Regions from separate parts of the Homo sapiens genome. Here region 2 is linked to region 1. The links are chromatin contacts, found by Hi-C or POLR2A ChIA-PET in ENCODE. All regions are on one chromosome and are shown on one strand. The core of a region is the stretch at or near the end of the contact, and the rest is flanking DNA. Distances in the headings are between cores, read along the strand shown. Region 1 overlaps LINC00498 (long intergenic non-protein coding RNA 498). Region 2 holds the start of LINC00499 (long intergenic non-protein coding RNA 499).

What was found. Hi-C counts contacts between places; a loop is a spot of excess contacts on that map. ChIA-PET counts read pairs that join two places held with the same protein, here RNA polymerase II (POLR2A). Pooled maps may share reads with other maps.
Region 2: a map of mammary epithelial cell shows a loop between it and region 1 (6-fold over the local background). The contact joins the promoter of LINC00499 here to the enhancer-like site in region 1. A Hi-C loop is called at or near these places in 2 of 168 maps with a recorded cell type or tissue (GM12878 and mammary epithelial cell) and 2 of 50 pooled maps. POLR2A ChIA-PET finds 5 or more read pairs at or near these places in 2 of 52 experiments (MCF 10A and OCI-LY7).

The regions. Positions count from the first base shown.
Region 1 is chr4:138,273,126-138,281,003 of GRCh38, reverse strand. LINC00498 (long intergenic non-protein coding RNA 498) reads left to right here. Exons shown (of 7, transcript NR_198994.1): 7 at 3,531-3,889. Among named protein-coding and RNA genes, the nearest start is that of LINC00499, 33 kb to the left of the region's middle. Within about 2 kb of position 4,868, at least 4 of the 41 ENCODE cell types and tissues checked have a DNase peak (open chromatin) inside an H3K27ac peak, as active enhancers do; they include mammary epithelial cell, where a contact is called at or near this core.
Region 2 is chr4:138,307,026-138,314,903 of GRCh38, reverse strand. It overlaps LINC00499 (long intergenic non-protein coding RNA 499), which reads right to left and starts at 5,193. Exons shown (of 3, transcript NR_051987.1): 1 at 5,057-5,193. LINC00498 (long intergenic non-protein coding RNA 498) reads left to right here and starts at 2,217. Exons shown (of 7, transcript NR_198994.1): 1 at 2,217-2,610.

The DNA of each region.
Region 1 (7,878 bases), core at 3,619-6,118:
TTTTGTAATGTATTGTTATATTGACTTCTTTCTATAATTATTATTTAATTAGTAAACAGATCGTGGTTATTGAACGGAGAAAATGATCATTCAATGATAATATCCAATTGAATGGGATGGGAACGTGTATTAGTTTTTGGAATTGTGGCATATTCATATCTCATATAATGCCATTCAAATTTGTAAATTACTCTCTAAGCCACTTGATTCAAGTCAGTGTACTTGGCAACTGGGTGGTTTCTATGTCTTCCGTATAGCCAAACTAATAAGTGATGATCCTGAGGAACTTCTTGTCAATTTACTTGTAAATCTTACTTATTTCTAATAGCGAGGGTTTACTTGTGAGATTTATCTTCTATGCATAGAATATAATACAATTTACACTAACTTGAATTTTTCACATGTTAAATTGCAGATGATATTATCCTTGCCTGCTAATTTACTTGGGTCCTAGACTAGTAACCTATCTCAGACTCATGTCTCTGAGACCAGTGTATTGTTTATCTTCTCATCTGATCACTGGTTACTTTTGCAGCAAGATTATTGAGTTAGCTAAGGCATGGCTCCTTAGGCAACAACACAAGCATGATTTAGAGGTCATCATTTCTAAAAACGACTGTGTACGTGCAAAGAAGGAAATGTCAAGTCCCCCAAATTTCTCTCTTGCCAGAAATAAATAGATAAAAACCTTCATTCCATTCTATTTATTTAATTTAGTAATGAAAATATTGTGCTTATATACCACTTACACTCTCCAGAGTTCTTAGAAATCTTGTTTATGCTAACTTTGGGGACAAAAGAAGAACAATGGGAAGTGTACACGAAACTAGTCGATATTAAATGCATTATTGCTATTCTTAAATTAATGCATCTTTGTTTCACTTTCCTAATTTGCAAAATAGAGAGAGAATGACGTTTGCTTCAAGTTACTTTCTAGCTCCAAACTTTAATAATTTAAAAACCTCCATTCTTGAAGGCTAAATTCTACTTAGCATCAAGAAATTGACAGTTATAGTTATCTAGATAGTTCTTCTCACTATTAACTATATCATATTTAATAATTATCAATGAGAGTAACCACCATTTTCTCAAAAATGAGTTTTACAAGCTATTCTTTGCTAACTAAGAAAATTATAAGTACACAGGATACCACTTAACACCTGTTTTGAGGGATGATCTTGCAATTTCATGGAAAGCAACAAGCTTTTGCACTGGAGCTTTTCTTTGCACTGGTACTTTTCAAATGTGGGGTCATGGGAGAGGAATCTCTGCTCCATCAGTTTTCTTGGCACATCAAGAAAAGTGTGTCTTTCTTACCATTTGTTACTTCCTGGGCCTTTGGACCACAGAGCTCCATGTCCACTGACATACATGTTGTTTTCCCCCAAGATTTCAAATGCTATTCTTTCTGTAGGTCTTAGAAATTCATTTTGCTTTCTTTCCTCTATAAAATTGCCATGACTCACTGTGTACCTAGAGAATCCCTCCTTCACAACTCTGTCTAATAAGTGGAATGCAATCATTCTTCAGAGTAATCATTTATTTATTCACTCATTTATTTTCCTGTTCAACTTACAACTTACCTCTTTAAATTCTTTTGAGTGACTTGCTCTCTCACTATACTCTAGTTAAACTGACTTCTGTTCGGTACTTCAGACATGCCATGATTTTTTTCACCTTGAAATGATCGCATGCACTGTCCCGTCAGTCTGGACTGCTCTTCTCTTCTGCCTTCCGCTGTTCAAGGCTGGCTCCTTCTCATCTTAAATGCTGCATTCTCAGAGGGGGCTTCTTTAAGCATCTTATGCAGCTGAGTTTATCTCTTTGCCTGCCACAAGTTGGGCTTTCTGTATATTTTTAACTTTCTGGTAGAATCCTATCAGTTCATGAGCAGAAGACCTACCAAGTTGGTATCGAATACTTAAGCACTCATTCAAGGAAACAGGGTCAGTCTGTCTGATTTACTCCCAAGCCTCTGAAGTCATCACATGAACAATGTTCCAAGAAGTCATCATCTGTTCCCTTAAAGCCCTGGCAGGGATCTTCGTGATTGTACATAGTTTGGTCTTTTCTCTCTTTCTCTCTTCAGTGACTTTGACCTCTCTATCCTTCTTTTCCAAAATCAACTTCATTAGCTTTAGGAGAATGGTAGATGTCTTAATCAGCTTGTGCTTCCCTAACAAAATACTACAGACAGGGTGGCTTAAACAACAGACATTTTTTTCTCATAGTTCTGTAGGCTAGAAAGTCCAAGATCAAGGTGCTGGCAGATTTGGTCCTTGTATAGGGCCCTCTTCCTGGCTTGCAGATGGCTGCCTTCTTACTATGTCCTCATGCAATTAAAACAGGAAACTTTGGTGTCTCTTTCTCTTCTTATGAGGACACTAATATCACAGTGCTCCATCCTCATGACCTCATCTAATTCTGATTACCTCCCAAAGGCCTCAGCTTTTAATGCCATTACATTGGACATTAAGACTTCAACATATGAATTTTGGGGAGACACAAACTGTATTAGTCCATTTTGTGCTGCTAGAACAGAATACATTTATAATGAACAGAAATGTATTGGCTCACAGTTCCAAAGGTTGAGAAGTCCCAGATCAAGAGGCTAGAATCTTGAAAAGGCCTTCTTGCTGCATCATGTCATGGTAGATGGTGAGAAGGTAAGAAAGGATGAGAGAGAATGAGAGAGAGAGAGAAGGGGACCAAAATCCCCTTTTTATAACATATCCACTCTTGCAATAACAACATTAATTCATTCATGAGGACACCACCGTTATGGCCTAATTACCTCTCAGTAGGCCTCACCTCATTGTTGCATTGGGGATTAAGTTTCCAACACACTTTTGGAAGATATATTCAAACCATAGCACAGACATTTAGTTTATAACAGTAGGCTTCCTTTGTTATTCCTGCAGCTTGTGCCTGCCTTCAAAGATGTTAACTATGGCCTCAACAACAACTTTTGTCAGTTGAACCTGGTTACCATTTCTGCTATCTTTAATCGCTTTTTGGACATCGTTTTAGAGCAAAGTTTATAACCATGACATATATGTGGAGAATTTATTTTCCTTTCCTTCTGATATATCTTTAAACATTTTATTCCTACAGCTCTCTCATGATATTTCTTATATCTTTTCATGTAGAGGCATTTTTGGCACATTGCAGTCCCTAGGACAGAGAGGAAAAGGTGCTTTCTTTTTCATATCAGCTATCAGTCTTCTAAGCATCTCAATGACCTATTCTAATCAAGGCTGAAAAGTGTCTCCCTGGGACAGGTCCAGAATTCCCTGTATTTTTGTGCCTTCTGAGTTTCCCCAAGTAGCTGGATAGCATACATTGTTCTGCCCATTCTATTAGATGAGCCTGCTTCTTTTATGGCATGCCCAAACACTTTAGGGAGGGATGTCAGAATGTAAGACTTCGGCCACTTTTATACATTTTTTTCTCCTTATTTCTATAGGTAGAGGCTCAATTTTTTAAAGAAAAATCAGTTTCTGAGTTTGTGTTTAAATGTCACTTTCTAGACATCCCTCTCTCACAAGAGCTCCCTGGAAACTGCAGAGGAATCACCATCTTCAGCAAGCTTTATCAAGAATGCATTCATGAGATTCCCACTTTAAACATCCAGCCAAGCACTTTTATGTCTGTCACAGAGGCTTTAAAGGAGAGGCTGGAGAGTTCTCATTTTCAGCACCATCTCAGCTGTCGGTATTTCCCAAACCTGCACTGATGTCTGAGAATCCACATCAAAACTTTTGCATTTGTCCTCAAAGAATGTCACAACTATTATTCTGAAATGCTCATTGCATCTATTTCTAGGGATGGTAATGATGACTCTGTACGGACTAAGATAGGATTAATAACAATGCAGAGTTGAACTCAATTATCAAGCTCTGGATATTTAATTGTCTTATTGAGAAAATCTGAAATTGGAGGGGCATAAAAACATGAAACTCTTTTACTTTTTTTCTCCTTGTCACCCTTTAATGAGATTTATGGGAGACTTAAAACTTTCCTGTCACTTTTGTATTGAAAAAAGTCCAGTCTGGCCTAGATTAGTTTAGAATTTCAGTTTCATTTTTTATCTAAAACTCCTTTTTTTTTTTTTTTTTTTTTTTTTAAGATGGAGTCTTGCTCTGTCACCTAGGCTGCAGTACAGTGGTGCAATCATGGCTCACTGCAGCCTCAACCTCCTGGGCTCAAGCAGTCTTCCTGCTTCAGCCTCCCAAGTAGCTGGAACTACAGGCATTTGCCATCATAACCAGCTAATTTGTTTTTTTGTAGAGATGGTGTCTTGCTATATTCCCCATGCTTGTCTGAAACTCCTGGTCTTAAGCAATTTTCCCACCTCAGCCTCCCAAAGTGCTGGGACTACAGGCATGAGCCACCATGCCTAGCCTCTTGTCTAAAACTCTTATCCTTCCCTCACTGATCAGCCTTGAATTGTATGTGGAGGTAAAGATGTTCCTAGATTTATCAAAATAACAAAACAAAAACAAAAATAAAAATTGCCCATTTAAATTTGAATTTCAGATAAACAACATTTTTTTTAGTATAAGTATACTCCAAATAGTGCCTGTAGCATACTTTAAATTTTTTTGTTTGAGTATCTGAAATTCAAATTTAATGGGTCATCTTGTATTTCCTTTGGTAACATATTCTATTATTATAGCCTCTGGATCCTCTGGGGTCTTTGGTGGGTGGTGGTGAAAATAAATGTGTATCTTTTGTGTAACTGAGCACAAGATTATAAACAATTCCTTCTTCATTGTTTCTCAGGGTTCTGCTGTGTTGCCCTGAGTCACCGATTTGCTACAAATATTTGAGCCTCAGGCTTCTGTTGGCCTGGAAACTTAAATACTTGATGAATCAGAGGAAACTTCAGGATAACTGGGTCCAGGATTTCTGGGACAGTCTCTTTTCTTACGTGAAAACATTCAGAGATGTTCTTTAAAATAATATTGGCCAATATTGTTAAGAAAACTACACATTTGCATGTTAATATTAATTTTATTTTTAATCACGTGATGAATAATTAAATCTTGAAATCACTTTTGGACTACTGACAATTTTATTATCAAAACACTTGAATGAGCTGATGGTGCTTGTAATTTTAAATGAAGCCAGCACCTGAAGGCCTCAGATAAAATCTGTATTTCTTCACTCTGTCAAATGATGGGTAGTATACCAAAGTCACAAAGACATTTTTCTGAGTCCAGAAATAAGATATTCTTCATCACATTGATTTCTGGTGCTGCTTATTTTGCACTTTTGAACTTGTAATTTAAATAGTTATCACATGTACAGATACATACAGAGGTATGCTATATATATAAAATGCATATAAAATATTCCTATTTTTTGAGGCATTTTAACAAACACAAACAAAGACCAAGACAATATCATCTCTCTACCAACAGTGAATGGGCTTTCCCTGTAACCGGACATACTGGTGTTCAGATATTTAAAATAGGGTTTAATGTTAGATTGTTAATACTTCAACTGGGATTTGAAATACAGATGCATATGAGATGGATTCCTTATGACCTGCCTACCAGGTTGAGCTCAGATGGTTTTTTGGTTATTGTTGTTGTTGCCATGGGAAGGGTACAATGGTAGGATGAAATCATCAGGGAGATAAATTGATATACAGATGAAGCTTGGGCCATGTAATAATAACTAAGTACCTATGATATAGAGTTGTTTCAACTAAATAAGTTTGAATATATTAAAACACTTTGGAGAATGTTAACTATTATAGCCAAACATAATTATTTCATGTTTTACAATTCTGTTTCTCTCTATTTTAATATAAATATTGACCTAATAATCTGTGCATGGCAGGAATTCTTATTTTAAAAATTTGCAAAGATTTAAGGGGACTTTCTAAAAAGTTCTTGGAAGCCTTATGGGTCTAATTATGCCCACTGAATAGAATGCAATTTTCTAAAAATTTTCTTTGGAGCAATGCAGATTTTAGTGAATAATATGTTTTAGTGAAAAGTTTGAAGATTTTTTTATTGAGAAACAATATTACAAATTAATTAAAACATATTCCTGGGCACCCTTAAATAAATATAGTGGAATAAAGTACAAGATAAAAATCTACTTAAACACATAATTAGCTTGGCTAATCTTTCTTCTCCCTATTCTTTCTTCTCCCTATTCTTTCCTTCCTAATTGTTATAATATTGACAATGTTATTTTTTCATAGATTTCTATTAAAGATTTTTTTCCCATATTGTAGAGATAATGGTCACAGATGTTAGTAGTTCCTGATTCCTTATCTCTCCAAACTTTACCTTGATATTGTGAATAAATTTCACAGAATTAATTTCAGAATAAAAAGAGAAAAAACCATAATTTCTGGTCATGTTTTTATGCCTGTTTGTGGTTTGTAACCCCATAAGTTGTCAAACTTTGTGTTCAGTTTACAGATTTTGAATACAAATAAAAAATTACACATACTGTATGATTTTTAGTTCTGTGACTTATAATTGATACACATTCAAGTGTTGGTGGATATATATAAGTATATAATAAGTAAATATATATGTGTGTGTTTAGGTACATTTTAAAAACATAGAACCGTAAGACTAGATTTCTATTTTACTCATGATGTCATATCTCAGTGGTAACAGTAAGATGTAGTTTATAGACAAGGTATTTTATATATGATTATTTGAATTGTGAAGAAATAATCCCTTTTTTGAAAAAAATTGGGGTCTCACACCTGTGAATACTTTGTAAACCATAAAAAACATAACATCCAAAGTTGGTCTGACAGCTGAAGATCAAGGGCACATATCAAACTAAAAAACAGACATAACATCTGATTTTTCATTCTAGCAAGACATAGCTCATATTTCAGTTTATGTCTTTTCTAATTGATTCAGCAGGCCTGACATTGAACTGCACATAATATAACCAGTTTGATGAGGTGCAACCTATCCTAAGGTTACCAGGTAACTTAAAAAAAATTACACATATGTTCCTAAGTCTAGGGCTTCAAAATTGGACACAGTTACTTGCAAATATATTTGAAAATAAAGTCTTCAATTGCTGTGCAATTTTAAGAGTTACTCTGCTGAAAGGGATGTTCTTTGGAATAAACAGCATACTAGAGATAGAATCAAAGTATGTTCATATTAGGAAATATTGTATTATAGTACAGAAATTATTTTTGCATTTCATTAATGAAACAAAAATTTGTTTACTTTAAAATAGGGAGGTGAGCTAGATAATTGTGTCATTTCCTTTCTAGCTTTAAAAGTCTGTAAGTAAATAATAAAGGTCAATATCATAAGAAAAAAACAGTAAAGCCAAATGGAGATTTTCTTCTTATACTCTACTACTTGGATCTTTGCTCTGCCTTTTCCTTTCAAATGATGTTTTCCTTAATATATCTTAACAGGAATAATCAAGCTTTTGTGAAGCAAAGAACTGAGTGATGAGATAAATAAGGACAAATCCAGAAAGGTAGCTGATGTGTTTATAGTCATGCCATCTTTGTTCATTTTACTTTGAAAATGGATTTATTTGTATGTTGCTAGCAAATTTCTTAGCAAGGCAGCCTCTGAATCTACTTTAAAGTTGTTGGAAGGGAGGAGCATAAAATAATCTGATTTCCATTCTCTCTGATATTTTCCTTTCCATTACAAAAAGCCATTTGAAAAAAAAAAAAGTTTAGAAGCTGTTACTTTTGACAGCCACTGCAGAAAGTAGCTACCATTTCTGTACCTCACACAGCTGTCAGGCATGAGAACCCAGGAGCATCTACTTGAAAAATCCCTAGTGTTATCTAAAATGAATTATTTCTAATAAGTCATTATTTGCCTCTGGCATCCTGGTCTTCAGTGTTGAATGTCTCTC
Region 2 (7,878 bases), core at 3,944-6,443, 34 kb before region 1:
TGCAAAAATTCACTCAAGATGGATTAAAGACTTAAATGTAAAACCCAAAACTCTAAAAACCCTAGTGTCTTCTAGGGTTTTCTTATAGTTTCTTCTAGATTTTCTTATCTAGGCAATACCAATCAGGACACAAGCATGGGCAAAGATTTCATGACAAAGGCACCAAAAGCAATCCCAACAAAAGCAAAAATTTAAAAATGGGATCTAATTAAATTTAAGAGCTTCTGCACAGGAAGAGAAACTGTTAACAAACAGACAACCTACAGAATGGGAAGAAAATACTTGCAAACTGTGCACCTGACAAAGGTCTAATATCCAGCATCTATAAGGAACTAAGACAAATTTACCAAAGAAAAACAACCCCATTAAAAAGTGGGCAAAGGACATGAACAGTCACTTTTTTTTTTAATAAAAGACATACATGTGGTCAACAAGCATTGAAAAAAGGCTCAATATCACTGACATTAGAGAAATGCAAATCAAAACCACCTCACACAAGTCAGAATGGCTGTTGATAAAAAGTCAAAAAGTAACTGTTGCTGACAAGGTTACAGAGGAAAGGAAACACTTGTACATTGTTGGTGGGAATGTAAGTTAGTTTAACCATTGTGGAAAGCAGTATGGTGATTTCTCGAAGGGTTAAAATCATTCTACCATAAAGACACATGCACACGAATGTTTTTGTTTTGTTTTTTTTCTTTTTGAGATGGAGTCTCGCTTCATCACCAGGCTGGAGTGCAGTGGCGTGATCTTGGCTCACTGCAACCTCTGCTTCCCGGGTTCAAGCAATTCTCTTGCCTCAGCCTCCCGAGTAGCTGGGACTACAAGCACACACCACCATGCCCAGCTAACTTTTGTATTTTTAGTAGAGACGGGGTTTCACCATGTTGGCCAGGATGGTCTCAATTTCTTGACCTCGTGATCCACCCGCCTCGGCCTCCCAAAGCGCTGGGATTATAGGTGTGAGCCGCTGCGCCCGGTCACGAATGTCTATTTAAGCATGATTCACAACAGCAAAAATACAGAATCAACCTAAATGCTCATCAGTGACAGATTGGATAAAGAAAATGTGGTAGATATACACCATGGAATATGACGCAGCTATAAAAAAAACAACAACGAGATCATGTCTTTTTGTGGGAACATGGACAGAGCTGGAGGCTATTTGCCTTAGCAAAGTAACAGAGGAACAGAAAACCAAATACTACATGTTCTCACTTATAAGTGAGAGATAAATGATGAGAACTCATGAACATAAAGGGAACAACAGACACTGGGGTCTGTTTGAGCATGGAGGGTTGAAGGAGGGAGAGGAGCAGAAAAAGGAACTATTCGGTACTAGGCTTAATATATGGGTGATGAAGTAATCTGTAAAACAAACCCACGTGACATGAGCTTACCTATATAACAAACCTTCACATGTACCCCTGAAACTAAAATAAAAGTTTTAAAAAATGCAGGTTCTCAATATCACCTCTCCTCCATCTCACCCCCACTCTCACTTCTAATATAGTAGTTTGCACGGAGGTCCAGGAATCTGCATTTGAAGTTTCTTGGCAACATTTTCTGAAACACTGACCCAGATGATCTCTGTCTTCAGTCATGTGGTTGTGCTGTAAGAAAAAATAGTATCCAGAGAAATAGTTTCTATGAATTCCCAATCCTCAGCTTTCAATATTTCACAGTCCCTATATTTTGGTATCCCTTTTATTCTTCTCTCTTCTCACTCATGGTAAAAGGAGAATAGAAAAGTGACACAAATCCAGATATGTTATAAAAGAGGATTAATATTATCAAGAGGGGAGTTTATTTGTCCTCCTGTAAACATTCTACCCTAGAGAATTAGAAACACACTGGGGAGTAGATGCCTTCAAAAGCCCATAAGATCAGTTATTTATGCATTCGTTTTCACCATTTCAGGATGCAAAGTTATCAGAAAAGACAACCTCTCTGGTCTCAAGCCAGCTGGGACACTACCAGGATGTGACTAGAATTCTTTAAGGAGGACAGATAGGTATCAAAGGGGAAAAGAAGAAGAAGGGGAGGAAGAAGAGGAGGAGGGGGAGGAAGGAGGAGGAGGAGAAAGGGGCAGGGAAGGGAGATGGGGAGGAAAAATGTAGAACAGTTCTCTGGGTGGCCTTGGACCAGCCCTATTGTCCTCCCTTTTCTCATTTCTAGTTCTCAAGAACAGCTGTAGAATGTTCTGGGAATGCAACATTCTGAGATAAGGAGGGCTGGCTGGAACAGCCTGAGCTCTGTTCTGGGACCCCGCTTTACTGAAATAAGATAACCTTCAATGTTTTAGCCCAGCAAATCTCATTGCCCCACAGCATAAAACCAAGGTTGAGAGGCTTTCTGGGGTCCCTCAGCTGATACAAGTGGGGTATGCATGGAGGACACTCCATCTATCCTGGGCAAATTTCTTGAGCCTTGCAGACTGGCTTACAATGTGTCACGGGCTTCTGTTGTCTTGCTGCCTATCTGTAAGTAGTAAAAAGTCTCTTCATGCAGCTTGTTGTATGCACAGGTGTTTTCTCTCACTGGACTCAGACAAGTTGGTGACCCGCACACAATAAACCTGCTCCACAACAAGAGGAGAAGGAATTCCAGGTAGATCGACCTTCTATTCCTCTGGGTATAACTCTGATCCGCTGTGAGGAATATTATTATATTATTTCTGGCAGTGGGCCACAGTGGTACACCATTTGGGATGTGGTTGGGGGTAGGCTTAGAAATTCAGAGTGGAGCATACTATTAAACTTATGTTAAGAATCAGGATGGGTTTTGTCTACTATTTTGATTCTATTAATAGCAGGAACCTGAAGATAACAGGACCTTGCCATGCCAGTTACTATTTCTCATTGCAGTGTTTCTTCTGAGCAGTAACTCTAAGGAATTGGCCAAGCATCATCTTGTTGCTTGTGCTGGGAGGGAGAAGGGCTGGGAGGGAGAGAGCAATGACATTCCTGCTGTGAGGAAAGGGGCAGAAGCATCAACTCCCTTGCATTGTTGTCTTACATGGAAAGTATTCTGTTTCCCACTTTTTTCACTTCACATTGTGTCTTTTGCATTTTTTCTTCTTGCTACAATGTATTTAAAACTAACATTTACATTCACTAAATTTATGCAATACTCCACCTAGTTAGTATATTTTTTCTGCCATTTCCCTATTATTTCGTATTTAAAATATTCACAATACTTGATATTAAAAAAAAACCTAAAATAAACATTTTCGTGAAAGCTTTTGTCTACCCAAACCTAGTTCTCTAACATAAATTCTTATTTAATTCCTACGTTTAATGGAAAAATCCTTTTAAAATATGTGATTTTTTTTATTTTTAACATTTTAATTTACATGGGGCTAGATTTCTGTTCTTTCTCACTCACACTATCTCCCCTTACTTTTATTCTTAATTTTGTTTCTTGAGATGAAAAGAGGGAAAAGGGGTGAAGTGAGATCTAGGGGCATACCCTGAAAAGTCAAAGGTAATTTAAATTTCTCTCAGAGCCATTTCTTTACAATGAAATGAGCAAATGGAAATGAAATAAGCAAAAACAAAATAAGAAGAAATAATTAAAAGCAAAGACACAAAAATTCTAAATTAACAGCTTAATTTTTTTTTAAGCAGAAAAATTCAAAGCTAGAGTGACTAAACTTTCAATTATGTGGAAGGCTTTAGAGCAGTGGTTCTCAGCCTGGGTGTGTGCCACACTGACATGTTTGGAATGGTGTGGGAAAGAGGATCACGCAGAGAGTGGGGTTAGGAACTAAGCCTAATTTTGAACCTCTTACTCAAATTGCAGCTTAACCATCAAAACCTGGGGATCCTCATCACAATGCTGTGCATAAAATCATAAGTCTTACTGATTAAAAAGAAATTAAGAACATTGAAAGGGTGAAATTAAAAATACTGGCAGCTCTCAATTTGCTAATTCATATGTATCCATTTCAGTTACCATGATTTAGTTAAATAACACCAGTCCCTCAATAGCATGGTTCACGTTTCATTAACTATGGTATATTAACTGCAATTTCATGAAGTTCTAACCTCACTGATAGCACTTCAGTTCAGAAATCACTACATAAATATCAGATGCACATCATGATGAGTGACGGATCACCTCAGTATGGCTACTGCACATCTGTTACTCAGTTACCACCCAGCAAAGCATGTAATTGTGTTGCCTCCATGTCTTCCCATGATAAACTCACATGACATTTTACAAAACGGATGATTAAAAGAAGGAATTGTGCAACAGACGAAAGTGCAGCCAAGAAATGAAAAGCAATAATGCTGGATGTGAAATTAGATCCGATAAGAAGACAGCTGACTATGGAATATTGACATTGCTGTCATTTCAGTTTCTAGGTATGAGGCCACAGAAATTTACTAAAAGAGAACTTAACATAAATGAGAAAGGTAGTTGTGATGAACAGAATGAAGATGTCCTAGAGGAAGTAGTGCTGGCAGAAAATTTTCACGTTAGAAAAAACTCTTGGAGGTGTTTCAAGACACTGAAAGAACGAAGAATACAATGCGGGAAGCCGATCCGAACTTAGAAAAGCGTATGATAATTCGCCAGTGCGTAAAGAAAGATGGTGCTCCACATTGTTAGTTACATGACAAGGAGGCAAGCATGGTTTAAACTACTTTTGATAAGTTTTTATGAAAAGTAACTTCAGTTTTAAACATTTCTCATGTTTTAAGTTATATTGTACTAGGTATTAGTTTTACTATTTTTATTTGCTTGTACCTTTGTCAATGACAGCAAGAAAGATTTTGATGTTTTGGCAAAACTTTTTAAAGGCCAAGGCCCAATCATTAGTTTTCTCATTGATTATTAAGATTGCTTTGCGCAATCATCTTTGCAGTCCCACACTATCGTGCTTGTACTGAGGATTATCTGTACCTTATTTACTGTTACATAGTAACTTCAATACTGTCTCATTTAGTCCTCACAATAACTTGCTGAATGAAGCATGCATTATTATTTGTATTTAACAGAAAAGAGAGACTTTAGAGAAATCAAGAAATATGTTTAAATTTATGCTTACTCTTGGCTGAGCTGTGGTCCTGCAGTTGTCCCGTATTCTCTCTTCACTACAACGCTGCAGAGACTTATTCCCCTAAGCTGCCCTGTCCATCAGACAAGCACACCATGCCCGTTACATTCCCAGAGTTCCAGTTATATCCCCTCCCACCCAGGGGCTCCTCTGTTTTGCAGGGTTCACTGTGGTCTCAATCTGGGTCTTGCCTTTGTAGATCAATCGCTCTTTTGTTTCTCTACTATTCAGGGCATATTGTTGTTGCTGTTTTAAAAACATCTGACTCTCTCTTTTCTAATGAAACTGATTGTGTGTTTTTCCACAAGGCCAGACTCTCCTTTCCTATGATCAAATAATTAAAGGCAATGAATTAATGGAAGAAGCTTGCCGACCCCTTCCAGTGACCATTGGAATCCCAAGACTTCATTCCAGTCCTTTTTCTTCCTCAATCATCAAGCCCATCACTTTTTTCTTCTTACGTCTTGTGGATTTGTCTCTGCTCTCAATCTCTGTTTCTAGATATAAATTTAAACATTCATCATCTTTGCTGTAGTATATTCGTTTATTTTATAAACGCTGATAACACTATGTTCCAGACATTCTTTTAAGTGCTTTACAGCTTTACAAATATTAGTTTATTTAAAACCTCTTAACAGCTACATGAGGCAGATACTATATTATCATTCCCATTTATAATTGAGAAACTGAGACAGAGGCTTAAAGTAACTTTCCTAAATTCATACACCTGGTAAGTGATAGAGAAAGGATTTGAAACCAGGCAGTCTAACTGCAGAATCCATGCTTTAGGCACTGTTTTAGAATGTATCTCATTCATTCATACATTCATGCATTTATCCATTTAGCAAACATTTATTAAGTGCTTATCGTATCAAATACTGTAATAGAGAAGAAAGAAATGTATAAAAAATAAGTGGAGAAATGTTTTATAGGTTACATCACAGGTCAGGGTTAAAGTAAAGACACTAAGGAGTGAGCGGTCAAGTCTAAACAAGAAAGGCAGAGAAGAAATTTAAAATAGATGAGTCTTGAAATATGTGTGGGCAGTTACCTGGGAAACAGAACACTGCATTTTAAGGGCAAGAGCATTTTAAAATAGAGGGAGGGCTGATAACAAAGGCATGGAGGCATGAATAAACTGGTATGTTTGAGCCACTTCCACGTGGTTGAAGCAAGGATTGAGGTAGGGTTTAAAGTGAGACGAAAGGTTGAAAACACAGGAAAGACCCAACGTCAGGGGCAAGGACTTGGTGGTTCTGGCAATGAAACTTGAGTGTACATCTGACTCATGCGCTTCTGCCTGGGGCAACACAATTAGACTGTAGGAAGCTAAAACAAGGGAACTTGTATTCTAAACAAATCACCAAGTTTATTTTGGGGTAAAATAGTTTGAGAGCCACTGCTGCAGGTACGCCAGGCCTCCGTGATCTGGCTTCCGGTTTGAGTACTCTGCAGAGCACTTCACAGACAGCTTCATTCTGCACCATGGGAGATTGAGCTTTCCTCTTAACAGAACGAGTCCATTCTTATTCATTTCTCCATTGGAAAAACCAGTACTTGTGGAGTGACTCCATGTTAAATTCCTTCTGTATAGAGAAGCATATCTTGGTTCAATTTTACATAATTTCACCATGCTAGGCACTTTGAGTTATTGCAAAGATGAGAAAAAAATAGATTTGGCTTTTAGCAGCTCAACATCTAGTCATCCCCAATCTATTTTTCATATCTCATTATAAGAGTGTGATCATTTTAAAAATTTGCATAAGAGATCTTAAATAATATATGAACACTAAAGCTGGCTAGCATTCTTAGCGTTATACAGTGCATCCTGCATTCACGGATGGGAAATGGGCATCACTACTTAATGGCTACAGAAGGTCTCCTGACTCTGGGCTCATGCAGTTTTCCACCACATCGTGTTCCTTCTCACTCCAGGTTAATTCCTTCTTTGATGCATATTCTTTCTTGAACATTCACATATAGTTTTCTATTTTCCAGAGCACTCTTTCCTCCTCCTTTTTACCTGTGAACTACTAACCATGTAGTCTAAGCTTAGCAACACTTCTTGTGCCAAGCCCTTCCTGACCATCAAAGTTGTGGCTAAGTGCCCATTTTAGTAACCTGCTGTACTAGTACATTTTTACACTGCTGTAAAGAACTACCTGAGACTGGGTAATTTATGAAGAAAAGAGGCTTAATCGACTCAGTTCCACAGGCTTAACAAGAAGCATGACTAAGAGGCCTCGGGAAACTTAAAATCATGGCAGAAGGCAAAGAGGAAGTAAGTCCGTCTTACCACGGCAGAGCAGGAGAGAGAGAGCAAATGTGGAAGTGCCACACACTTTCAAACAACCGTATTTCCCGAGAACTCACTTACTAACATGAGAATAGCAAGGGGGAAGTCCGCCCTTGTGATCCAATCACCTCCCACCAGGTCCTTCCTCCAACACATGGGGATTACAATTTGAGATGAGACTTGGGTGGGGACACAGCCAAACCGTATCACCTGCAGTAACACTTTAATAAACAAATGTCTACCTGGATGTTTTCTCCACTAAACTGAAAACTCCTGCAAGATGGCACTTTCCCTGATGTATACCGTGTTGTGTGCCCTGAGACTGCTAAGTATTTGTATTCCCAATGCCTAGCAGTCTCAGGACACACAACAGGGTGTACCTTGATGACTTAGGAATTAACGAATGGATGGATGATGGATCCTCTGTATTTCCTTTTATGAGGAAGAGATTAATTTGTACTTATTCCAATAAACCCACAACAGATTTGTATTTAGGGGCATTCATTCAGTTTCAAGG